2 separate regions of the Homo sapiens genome follow, and region 1 is linked to region 2. Evidence: chromatin loops called from intact Hi-C (ENCODE). Cell type or tissue: PC-9. All regions are shown on one strand. Links, peaks and the distances in the headings refer to the core of each region. The heading gives the core; the rest is flanking DNA. Region 1 has its middle 52 kb from the start of RASD2. Region 2 has its middle 29 kb from the start of RASD2.

Region 1 (5,371 bases), core at 324-5,323, 81 kb after region 2:
CAGGGGACACATCCGGGGCAGGGAGCACATCCGGGGCAGGGGACACATCCGGGGCAGGGAGCACATCCGGGGCAGGGAGCACATCCGGGGCAGGGGACACATCCGGGGCAGGGAGCACATCCGGGGCAGGGGACACATCCGGGGCAGGGAGCACATCCGGGGCAGGGAGCACATCCGGGGCAGGGGACACATCCGGGGCAGGGGGCACATCCGGGGCAGGGAGCACATCTGGGGCAGGGAGCACATCTGGGGCAGGGGGCACGCTAGGACAGGGAGTACACTTGAGACAGGGAGCACAGCGGGGAAGAGGGAGCAGAGAACACACCTGGGGCAGAGATGACACCTGAAGCAGACACAGAGTATGCCTGGAGCAGGGAAGGTCGACCGACTGGGGATAGGGGTGGAGGGCACCTGGCTTGCCCAGGGACTTGAAAGCCAGGCTGGATTTCTAGAATATGGGAGCTGGGGGGGAGATGCAAAGGAGGGTGTGGGGGTGTACCAGGACTTTCCCTCCACTGAGTCTGGGACAGGATTTGGCAGACCTTGCTGTTTGACCTGAACGGTCACTTTTCCTTTCTGAGCTCACTCTCTCCTCAGGGGATCAGAGTCTCCAAGAGTCATGAAGTTCTGATACTTATGACTCCGAATTGGAATGACCTTCTTTTTTTTTTTTTTTTTTTTTTTTCCCAGAAGGAGTTTCACTCTAGTTACCCAGGCTGGAGTGCTGTGGTGCAGTCTTGGTTCACTGCAACCTCCGCCTCCCGGGTTCAAGCGATTATCCTGCCTCAGCTTCCCAAGTAGCTGGGATTACAGGCATGCACCACCACGCCTGGCTAATTTTGTATTTTTAATAGAGATGGGCTTTCTCCATGTTGCTCAGGCTGGTCTCGAACTCCGCCCTGAGGTGATCCCCCCGCCTCGGCCTCCCAAAGTGCTAGGATTACAGGGGTGAACCACCACGCCTGGCCTGCAATGATCTTTCTAAATCAGAAGCAGACTGAGAAGCTTGTGAGTGCCCAACCTGGGCTGAATGAGCATGAGGCAGGCAGAGGACCTGGTGTGGGGGCAACAGGGCCCTGGCTAGACAGCCTGAGGCCTCGGGACCCCTGGGAAAGGAGGGGACAGCAGGTGTGCTGGGGGATGGAGGGGACACACTCTGGACGTAGCTGTTCCAGGCTGATGGACCCTCTGCACCCAGGGGGAATTGAAATCTGGAATGGCACCCCCCAACCCTGGAAAAGTCCATCTCTCCCATGCCTGGGTTCACTCCCTGCCCATCCTCCTGGCCCAGAGTCAACGTGTTTTCTTTCCCCTTCCGTGAATACGTCCTTCCCAGCCCCTCTGGCCCTGCCTAGCCCTGACAGCTAAATCTCACCCCCAATCCTCCTGTTTCTAAGAGGTCCCTGAAAAGGGGGAATAGAACACCCATCCGTGTACTCATTCCCTCTGACAATGCTCAGGAACCACTCACCCTGGGGCTGCTCCAGGCTCCCAGACTGCTCAGAAAAAATCGGCAGGACCCTGGCCTCCCTGCAGCAGAGATGGGTGATAAATGGCAATGGAGAAGAGGTGATACGCGACCTGAAAGACAGGACAGAGCAGACGGCGGGGGGAGCAGGGCTGCTGCAACCTTAACCAGGCCTTGCCGAGACAGCGATGTCTGAGCCAAGGCTGGAAGGATATTTTTCGGGCTGGCTCTGAGTAGCAGTCATTTACTCAAGGCTCACTGTCACCCTGGGAAGCAGCTATTGTACAGAGGAGGAAACTGAGGCTCAGAGGGGGATGACATAGCCCAAGCTGAAGTGGAATGCAAGTCCATGGTTCTGAACACACACAGGGAAACACAGGGGTTGGGGCTGGAGTGAGGATGCCAGAACCCGAGTGCCTGAGCTGAATCTTGCCTTGGCCACATCTGAGCAGAGCCTCAGGTGGGCTACTTATCACCTGGGCCTCAGTTTCTCCACCCATAAAGTGCGAGGCGTGGCAGAGCCTTACTCATAGGGTAGTTGAGAAGATTGGATAATGCAATGTACATGAAGTGCCTTCACAGCACCTGGCACCAAGCAAGGGCTCCAGAAGAATGGCAGGTCCTTGTCCCCATTATCACTATTTCCACAGCACCTCATCTGCCTGACCCACATCCTAGAGCCTCCCAGTAGGGTGCCTGGCTGTGGCCTGGGCCAGCTGACAGAGCCTGTGTTGAGGGGCTGGCTGGGGGGCAGCCACTGTTGTTGATGGGCCCGTTCCCCTAGGCTCCATCTTTCCTCCTCTGCTCTCTCGCTTCTTTCTCACAGGCTGATGAAATATGGATGAGCTGGCAGTGGTACTGCTGCCAGCAGGCACCTGGCCCTTAGGGAGGGTGATGGATAGCCCTGATTACACCGGCCTGGTGGTGGAGGGTGGAGATGGAGGCAGGGAGGGAGGGCAGCCGCAGTCGATGCTTCTCAGAGCCCCGCCCCACCTCCTTCCAGGCTCCTCCAGCTGGCCTTGTCTGGCATCACCTGCCCTCCCAGGTACTGCCAGGGGTTCCAGCCCAAAGGAGATGTTGCCTGTGACACTCCTCAGTGCCTCACAGCAGCCCGTGGGGGAGAAGGGGCAGGAGTCTGTTTCCAGATGACAGACAGATGGACATGAGCCCTTAAGAGGGACGTGAGCCCTGCAGAGCCATTGGCTGTGTTGGGACCAGAAGATTTCCATTCCCCAGTGCAGTCAGTGCTCATTCCCTGCCTGTCAAAGCCTGTCCAGCTCTCAGGGGTACTGGCAATGACTTGGGATGCAACATAGCTTGGAGGATCTGAGTTCTACCTCTGGAGTCAGAGAGTCTGAGTTTGAATCCCAGCTCTGCCACTCAGGCGCCCTTGGGAAAATTAGCTAACCTCTCTCTGAGGCTCAGTTTCCCCATCTGTTAAATGGAAATGATGATCCTAGCCTACTCCTGTGAAGTGGGAGAAGCCCACCTCCCAGATCTCTGCCTGAGGCTGAGTCAGGTCTCTGAAGGATTCAGGTCATCCTCACCCACCTCTCTTTCCTCTCTCCTTCTTCCTGGAGTGCCTTTCCCCACTCTGCACCTGGTGAGCCCTGGGCTCCTGTTCAAATATCACCTCTGCTGGGAAGCTTTCCCCGCCCACCACGTTTCTCTATGGGGCTGGTCACTCCCAGTTTGGAAACACCACTAGGTCTCAGCCATCTCTGCACCACAGTCCAGGCCCACTGTGCAGCAGTCACTGGCTTGTCTGCTTCTCCCTCACAGTGGGCCCCTGGAGAGCAAGAATCCAACTCGGTCCTCCTCCTGGAGCCGCAGTGCTGGGCAGAGTGGCTGAGCAGAGCTGGGGCTCACTTGTGATGAAGAAGAAGCTTCCATGGAGGAAGCCAGGCTTTATACCTCCCACAGGTGTGGGACTTTCCTCAGGAGACTGGACATCGCGAATTGCTTTTCACAGCCTTGAGGACAGAGCAGTAATGGGGAACTCTCAGGACATATGACACAATGTGAAGAAGAGATGATTAGGCCGGCAGAGGCTCTAGGAGCCCCCTAAATCCCATCCCGCCAGCAGCTGCCTGTGTCCCCCAGGCATCAACCCTTCCGCCCTCGCCCAGTGTCCTTTACTTTCCACCATGCACATATTCCTTATTTTATTTTTGAGCCAGAGTCTCACTCTGTCACCCAGGCTGCAGTGGTGCGATCTTGGTTCACTGCAACCTCCGCTTCCCGGGTTCAAGCAATTCTCCTGCCACAGCCTCCCGAGTAGCTGGGATTACAGGCGCCCGCCACCACATCTGGCTAATCTTTTGTATTTTTAGTAGAGTCAGGGTTTCACCATGTTGGCTAGGCTGGTCTCGAACTCCTGACCTCAAGTGATCTGCCCACTTCAGCCTCCCAAAGTGCTAGAATTACAGGTGTGAGCCACTGCACCCAGCCCCTCACTTTATTTTTGCTAGACTGCTATGAGGGACCTCTCTGTGCTGAACTTTCCTGCCTCAGGGCCTTTGCACAGGCCCTTTCTTTTTCCTGGGATGCCCTTGTTTCAACTCTTTGCCTGGGCTATGTCTACTCATCCTGAGTCTTCACTGAAATATCACTTCCTCAGAGATGTCCTCCCTAGCTTTTTGGACTAGGTTGAACCTCCTCTCTGCTCCTCCAGCACCCCAAGATTTTTTCCATAGCACTTATCACAGTTTGCAATTACACATTTTATTTATCTCATTGTTGGCATCTTGACAGAATCGCAGCCAAGAGCATGGCCTTTGCAGTCAGACGGCCTGGATTACAGAGGTTTTGCCTGGCAGGAGCTGTGCGGCCCCAGCCCCATTATATCCTCTCTCCATGCTGCAGTTTCCTTATCTGTAAAATGGGTCAATAGATGTACCCACTCGAGGCACCGCTGTGAGAGTTAAATGGGCTTATACCATAAAGCACCTAGAAAAGTGCACAGCCTCTAGTGGGAGTTTTTGTTTTTGTTTTTGTTTTTTTTGAGATGGAGTCTCACTCTGTTGCCCTGGCAGGAGTGCAGTGGCATGATCTCGGCTCACTGCAACCTCCGCCTCCCGGGTTCAAGTGGTTCTCCTGCCTCAGCTTCCCAAGTAGCTGGGACTACAGGCATGTGCCACCACACCTGGCTAATTTTTTGTATTTTTAGTAGAGATGGGGTTTCACCGAGTTAGCCAGGATAGTCTCAATCTTCTGACCTCATGATCTGCCTGCCTTGGCCTCCCAAAGTGCTGGGATTACAGGCGTGAGCCACTGCGCTGGGCAGTGGGAGCTTTATATATGTCCATTTGGATTGTTACTGTCTGTCTCCTGCCTGGGGAAGCCCCATAGGGGCAGGCACTGGGCCAGTTGTGTTCACCAACTTATCCCTGACCCCTATCTTGGCACATGGCAGGAACCCAACAGTTACTGAATGAATGAATGAATCTATGAGTGGTGTAGTTAAGTACTTCCCCTAGTTTTCAGTTTTAGAATGTTTTATAATTTTAAGGGATTTTGTGGACTCCCACAGGATACTGGTTTCACTTCAAGCCTTTATTAATGGAGAAGAATAATATCATCAGGTCCCTGGGAGTTTGTGGATGAGTTTAATTACCTTTTTACTATTAGTCTCAATAGTCTTGATAGAGGCTTGAAAAAGAGTCTCCTGGAGGAGACTTGAGGATGACAGGCATATTCCTGCCAAGTTTAGAGGCTCTGGTTGGCACACACGTGGCTTCACTGGGAAAGTAGGAGTCTCGGGGTGCACACATTGGGTTTGAGGTGCCTGCAGGACATTTGGGGAGGGGTATCAAGGAGGCAGCTGGAAGCCAGGAGGGCTGGCACTAGGAATGTGGAGAACATCAGCTCAGATATGGACTTAAAGGCATGACATCACCAAGG
Region 2 (5,371 bases), core at 291-5,290:
GATGAATAGTTGCTAAACAAAGATGCAATTTACTACCAGGATTTAGGGAACTGTGAGTCCAGGGGAGTTCAACCGTTCTCAGAAGGGGCCTTTCCAACCACCTTGGGGCACAGGGGAGGAGGGAAAGAAAGGAGTCCAAATGGACAGGGTTCTAAGATTCCTGCCTTCAACACCACCACCTCCGCTTTATCCATTGGGTTGCCATGTGTGTTTTCACCTCAAAGCTGCTTTAAAAAATGGAAAAAAAAATGACCTGATATTAACACAATTCTCTCATATTACACAGATGAAGATCAAGACCTCAAAAGGAGATAGGCATGAATAGGCCTATGACAGGCCTATCTCATCAGTGGCAGAGCTGGGACATGTACCCAGCAGGAGCACTCTTCCTATGGCACCCCCAGTCAATATATATTCATATAGTCATTCAACAAACATTTGCCACCCAACAACTCGGCACAATTTTGGCAATCATAGCATTCTCCCCCATCCATTCTGTATTTTGACAACCTAATTTGTGCTTGATTCATTTGTTCATTCAACAAATATTTTCTGAGGGCCTCCTATACGTCAGGCCATGCTATAGACACTGGGGTTATTTATTTATTTATTTATTTTTGAGACTGAGTCTCGCTCTGTTGCCCAGGCTGGAGTGCAGTGGCATGATCTCGGCTCACTGCAAACTCCACCTCCTGGGTTCAAGTGATTCTCCTGCCTCAGCCTCTCGGGTAGCTGGGATTACAGATGTGGACCACCATGCCTGGCTAATTTTTGTATTTTTAGTAGAGACAGGGTTTCACCATGTTCACCAAGCTGGTCTCGAACTCCTGACCTCAGATGATCTGCCCGCCTTGGTCTCCCAAAGTGCTGGGATTACAGGCGTGAGCCACCGCATCTGGCCGGCACTGGGCATATAGCAGTGAACAAAACCAGTGTTCTGAGCTTTGAGATTTACATTCTAGGGGAGACACAAATAATAAATAAAATTTTTATTTCATATATATATATAATGCAATAGATGCTATAAAGAAGAAAAGCAGAGAGGGGGAGTAAAGAGTGCCCGAGGGGTTATTTTGGATGGAGTAGCTAAGAAGCCCTCTTTGAATAGACGGGATTTAAGCAGAGATGTGGAGGAAGTGACAGATGAAGCCGCGTGTGTATTTGGAAGAAAAGTCATTGGGGAAAGCAGGTACCAAGGCCCTGTGGCTGCCTGTACCTGTGAGTTGGAGGCACAGCAAGGAGGTCTGGGTTGAGGAGTAGCAGATGAGGCCAGAGATGTGCCGGTGCCTCGGAGGCCTGGGGAAGGATCTTGGGTTTGTTTGGGTGAAGTGGGAAGCCTTTGGAAGGTCTGGCTCCGGGAGAGATATGACCTGCCTTGGGTGGGTGAAGCACCAAGAACAGGGAGACCCAAGAAGCAGGCTGCAACCACGTGCTGGTGGGTGGGTTGCTGGTAGGTCAGAGGGGTTGGGGGCTGCTTTCAGCATGCGGCCAAGACGGTCCTAGCCGGACTCCACTCCACAGAGGGCAGACTCTCGGAGGGGCCGAACACAGCCCTGGGGGTGCCGGCCTGTTGCTGTTCCACTTGCATCTGATGCAGCCAGGGAAGCAGCAGCAAGGCTGAGGCTCAGAGGGGCCGGCACCAGCCAGGAGGCAGGGTAATGCCACTTCCAGGAGCAATGGATAGCGGAACGGTGCAGTCCCTCCAAGGTGGTGCCAAGGCCCTGACAGGTCTCTTTGGCTAGAATCCTGACCCTGGCTGCTGGCTGGGATGCCAGTGCCTCCCAGTGCTGGCCTCCCAGGAACACTGGGATGACGGGCCGCTGACGCTCAGGACCCTGCTGCACGGCCACCAAATTCCTTCTTTCCATTAATCTCCCTGCCCCATTTCTCCCTTGCTAAGTTAAATGGGCCCTTGGAGGGTGGATATTCTTTTCCCTATTTTATTTTTGCCTGTGATGTAAGCTCAGCTGAACCATCCCTTCCCCAGGAGGCCTCGCCAGGGGCCCTCCACTAACAGCCAGCTCCACTGTGCTCCTCATAGCCCTTGCTAGACTTGTGATGGTCCCTTTACCTGCGTGGTTATTTGGCAACTATCCATCTGTCCTACTAAATGATAAGCTCCCCAGGAGCTGTCTTTCATTTTGGGGGTGAGCTGGAGGCTCCCCGTTGTCTTCCAGACTCCAGTTAATCCCAGATACACAGCAGGTCAGTGGATGTGAGTCCCTGCCTTGGGGTATTTCAGGTCCTGCCTCCGGGTTCAGGACCTGATGGGCAGAACAGAGCCAGCTGTCTTGAGATTGGGGGCTGCAGAGCTGAAGACCCCGTTCGTAAGCGTTCCAAGATGCCTAGCCCCTAGCCAGGAGGGATCGGAGTGCGGCAGGTGTGCCTGGCTGCTGTCACCCATCTGCCGCGTGCCTGCTCTCCCTTAGGTGCTCAGTGTTTCAGAGAACTCAGGGCAAAGACACTTCAGAGCAGTTAGTGGCCCCGCAGCGGACCACAAGGAAGTCTGCAACCCATTCTCAGTGCACCCCGCCACAGCTCAGGAGTCTTGGGGGATGACATTTTGGGTTTTTGCTCTGACCTCATCTCAGGTTCAGGGTTTCACCTCCGGCCCTTTGCAGCAGGTAGGTAGAAAGCGCCCAGCTATAGGCCGAAGCTCTTTGTGGAAGAAAAAAAAAGTTTGGCTAATGACCTGCAGTTCTCTGTGAGCCTGGGCCCACCGCCTAAGGAGGAAGAGGAATTGGCAAGAGTGGGAGAATCAAACCTTTTCTGGAAGCACCAAGGTTAAGAGGGATATTAGGGTCCGGTTCAAGCACCTTGGTTTATAATTGGGGAAACTGAGGCATTGGGAAAGAGGAGAGACCAGAACTAGACTATGCAGCTCAGCTGCTCCCAATTCCTGACACACAGAAATGTGTGAAAGAATTAAGGTTTATTGTTGTTTTAAGCCACTAAGTTTTGGGGCAATTTGTGACATAGCAATAGGTGACTAATATAATCACCTACCTTATCCTGCCAAGTTTGGCTTGGAAAGCCTTTGGCTGCTTCTCAAAATCAGAGTGATCCCTAAAGAATGAAGACTTGTGCTCACAGAGGCTTTGAGAAAGGCTGTCATCCAATGTGGATGATCGTATTGTCTCACAGGGAGTTTGGAGTCGATCCTGAGATAATGGGGACGAAACGGGGAGCAGAGAGAGAGATGGACACAGCCAGGGGAGGGGGTGCAAAGAACCCAGATCTGAGAGCAGGGGCCTGGGATGGGCCTGGCCTCTGTTGCTTGCTAGCCACACGTCTCTGATGAGTGACTCAGCTCCCTGGGCCCAGGTTCATCATTTGTCTAATACTCAGCTGACAGTGCTGTTGTGAGGTTGACAGTCTGTTCCCCCAACAGCAGTCAGAAGGATCTAGTTAAATTACAAATCCGATCATGTCATTCCGGTACTTAAAACCTGTTAGTGGCCGTCACAGTGCCCGGATAAGGCGCAAGGCCCCAGCTGGCCAGCACCACAGCTCAGCTGTGTCTCCCTCACCTTTCCTGCAACGCCTCCCACCTTCCCCGCATGCAGCTCTCTCCCACTTGCTAACTGCCCCGCAACCTCCAGATCTCACCTGGAATGGGAAGCCACCTGACCACTTCAGCTGCTCTGTGTGGTTCTTATCATTGCCAGCGTGTTTGTGTGATAAACCATAAATGTCTGCCTCCCCTACGGGTCAGTAAGTGCCATGGGGCGGGGCCCCTCTGTCTCATTCCTGGCTATCGGCACAGCATGGGCACATTGTAAGTGCATAAGTGCTTGTGTGGAATGAATGAATGAATGAGCACACAAAGGGTGCCTAGTACTGTGCAAATATTGTTTGTGTCCACTCCTCCCTCCCCTGATTCCACACAGGCTGCAGGAGCTCCATGGGGTCTCACGACTCAGGCCAAATAAACCTTACAGGCACAAAAGCTGACAGATTTCCATTGTTCTTAACTTTGGTTAAGCATTGAAACTACCTGCAAAGTTTTCCAAAAAGAGATGCCTGGGTCCCACCCTCAGAGATCCTGGTGCACAGATGGAGGGTGCACTGGACATTGGGGTGACTAAAAATCCTCCAGGTCAAGCCTCAGAAACACCGCCCTGGGCAGTGGAGAGACTGGGGGCCTGGCATAGCCCTTCTAGCCTGGGGACTGAGACCGTCTCATGATCTATGACTATTGGGCTGTAAAAAATGAGAGCAATGTGCCGGATTCTGTAGTAAGGACTTCCCTTAATGAACTCAGGTAATCCTCAAAAGAGTCCTATGAAGAGGATAGTATTATTATCCCTATTTCACAGTTGGGGAGACTGAGGCAGGCAGCTATCAAGTCACTTGCCCATAGTTACCCAGGTGGCAGAGCCGGGATTTGAATCCTGGGTGGTCTAACTTCAGGGTACAGCTGCTTATCCACCGCCCTAATTGGTGGAGAGGGACCACGGAGAGGTACCCGCTAACTGCTGTCATCCTAAAGATTGCTTTCCCATCCTCTGAGGGCTCAGTGGGGGCGGGGCTGCCGCCTGTTCAGTGTCCTTTCTGAAAGGACGTGCCTCGAGGGACCAGTGGAGCCAAGATTAGACAGGCTCAGCCCATCCATTTCGGGCTGGGATCCTCAGGACGTTGAAAGCCTTCCCCTGGTGCTGGAGCCCATTGTCAGCCTTAGGAAGAGACGGGTCGCTATGGAAACCTCTGGACTGTACAGACGTACAACCGGCTGGCTTCAAGAAAATCTTTTCATGGGTCTGTCTCTGCTGTGAGGCAGCCAAGGGTCCTCCTGCTAATCGGGCCCCCTGTTTGGACATGATGTCAGGTTAACTCCCAGCGCTCAGCGGCAGCCTGGGTGCACCCTCCCCTTGTCCCACCTGGCACACAGAGACAGCTTTTCCAGCCCTCCCGTGGGAGGGCACATTGGTGGGGGAGGTCTGCTGATGATTGATGTGTGGGGTTGAGTCTTTAATTAAAGTATTCATCATGTGTCAGTCAGCAGAAAAGAAAGTTCAGCTCTCTGCCAGGGTCTGTATCCTGATCATCAACTCAAGAGCCGTTTCCCATGAGGGGGCGCGTGACCTTGTCTAATAGCTGCACTGAGATCTTTTTGAGACTTTTCCAATCTGCTTCTGAGCGCTGCATAGGACAGCATGGTGTCAGTGTGCAGACCTGGCCATGGGACCACACACTCTGACAGTCGGCGCTGGGCTGACCTTTAGCGATCACCAGATCTGTGCTTCTCAACCCTGGCACCCCGTTGGCATCACCTGGGCAGCTTTTTAAAAATATCCACGTCTGGGCCTCACCCCCATCCAATGAAATAAAATCTGAGTGGCATCCTGGCCAGGGTACTTCGTAAAAACTC

Evidence for each region. Peaks named below come from ENCODE experiments on the same cell type or tissue, not always from the same donor. Only the 100,000 strongest peaks of a DNase experiment are listed, where the experiment ranks them.
Region 1: a loop joins it to region 2, with 2.3 times the contacts of the local background. A loop is called at or near these places in 3 of 110 quality-filtered maps.

What each region holds. Positions count from the first base shown.
Region 1 is chr22:35,486,436-35,491,806 of GRCh38, reverse strand. No RefSeq gene overlaps it. Among named protein-coding and RNA genes, the nearest start is that of RASD2, 52 kb to the left of the region's middle. In PC-9, for the core only: no CTCF peak of the experiment used is centred there; a DNase peak (open chromatin) is centred at 2,376; H3K27ac peaks cover 294 bases.
Region 2 is chr22:35,567,221-35,572,591 of GRCh38, reverse strand. No RefSeq gene overlaps it. Among named protein-coding and RNA genes, the nearest start is that of RASD2, 29 kb to the right of the region's middle. In PC-9, for the core only: no CTCF peak of the experiment used is centred there; a DNase peak (open chromatin) is centred at 3,021; H3K27ac peaks cover 805 bases.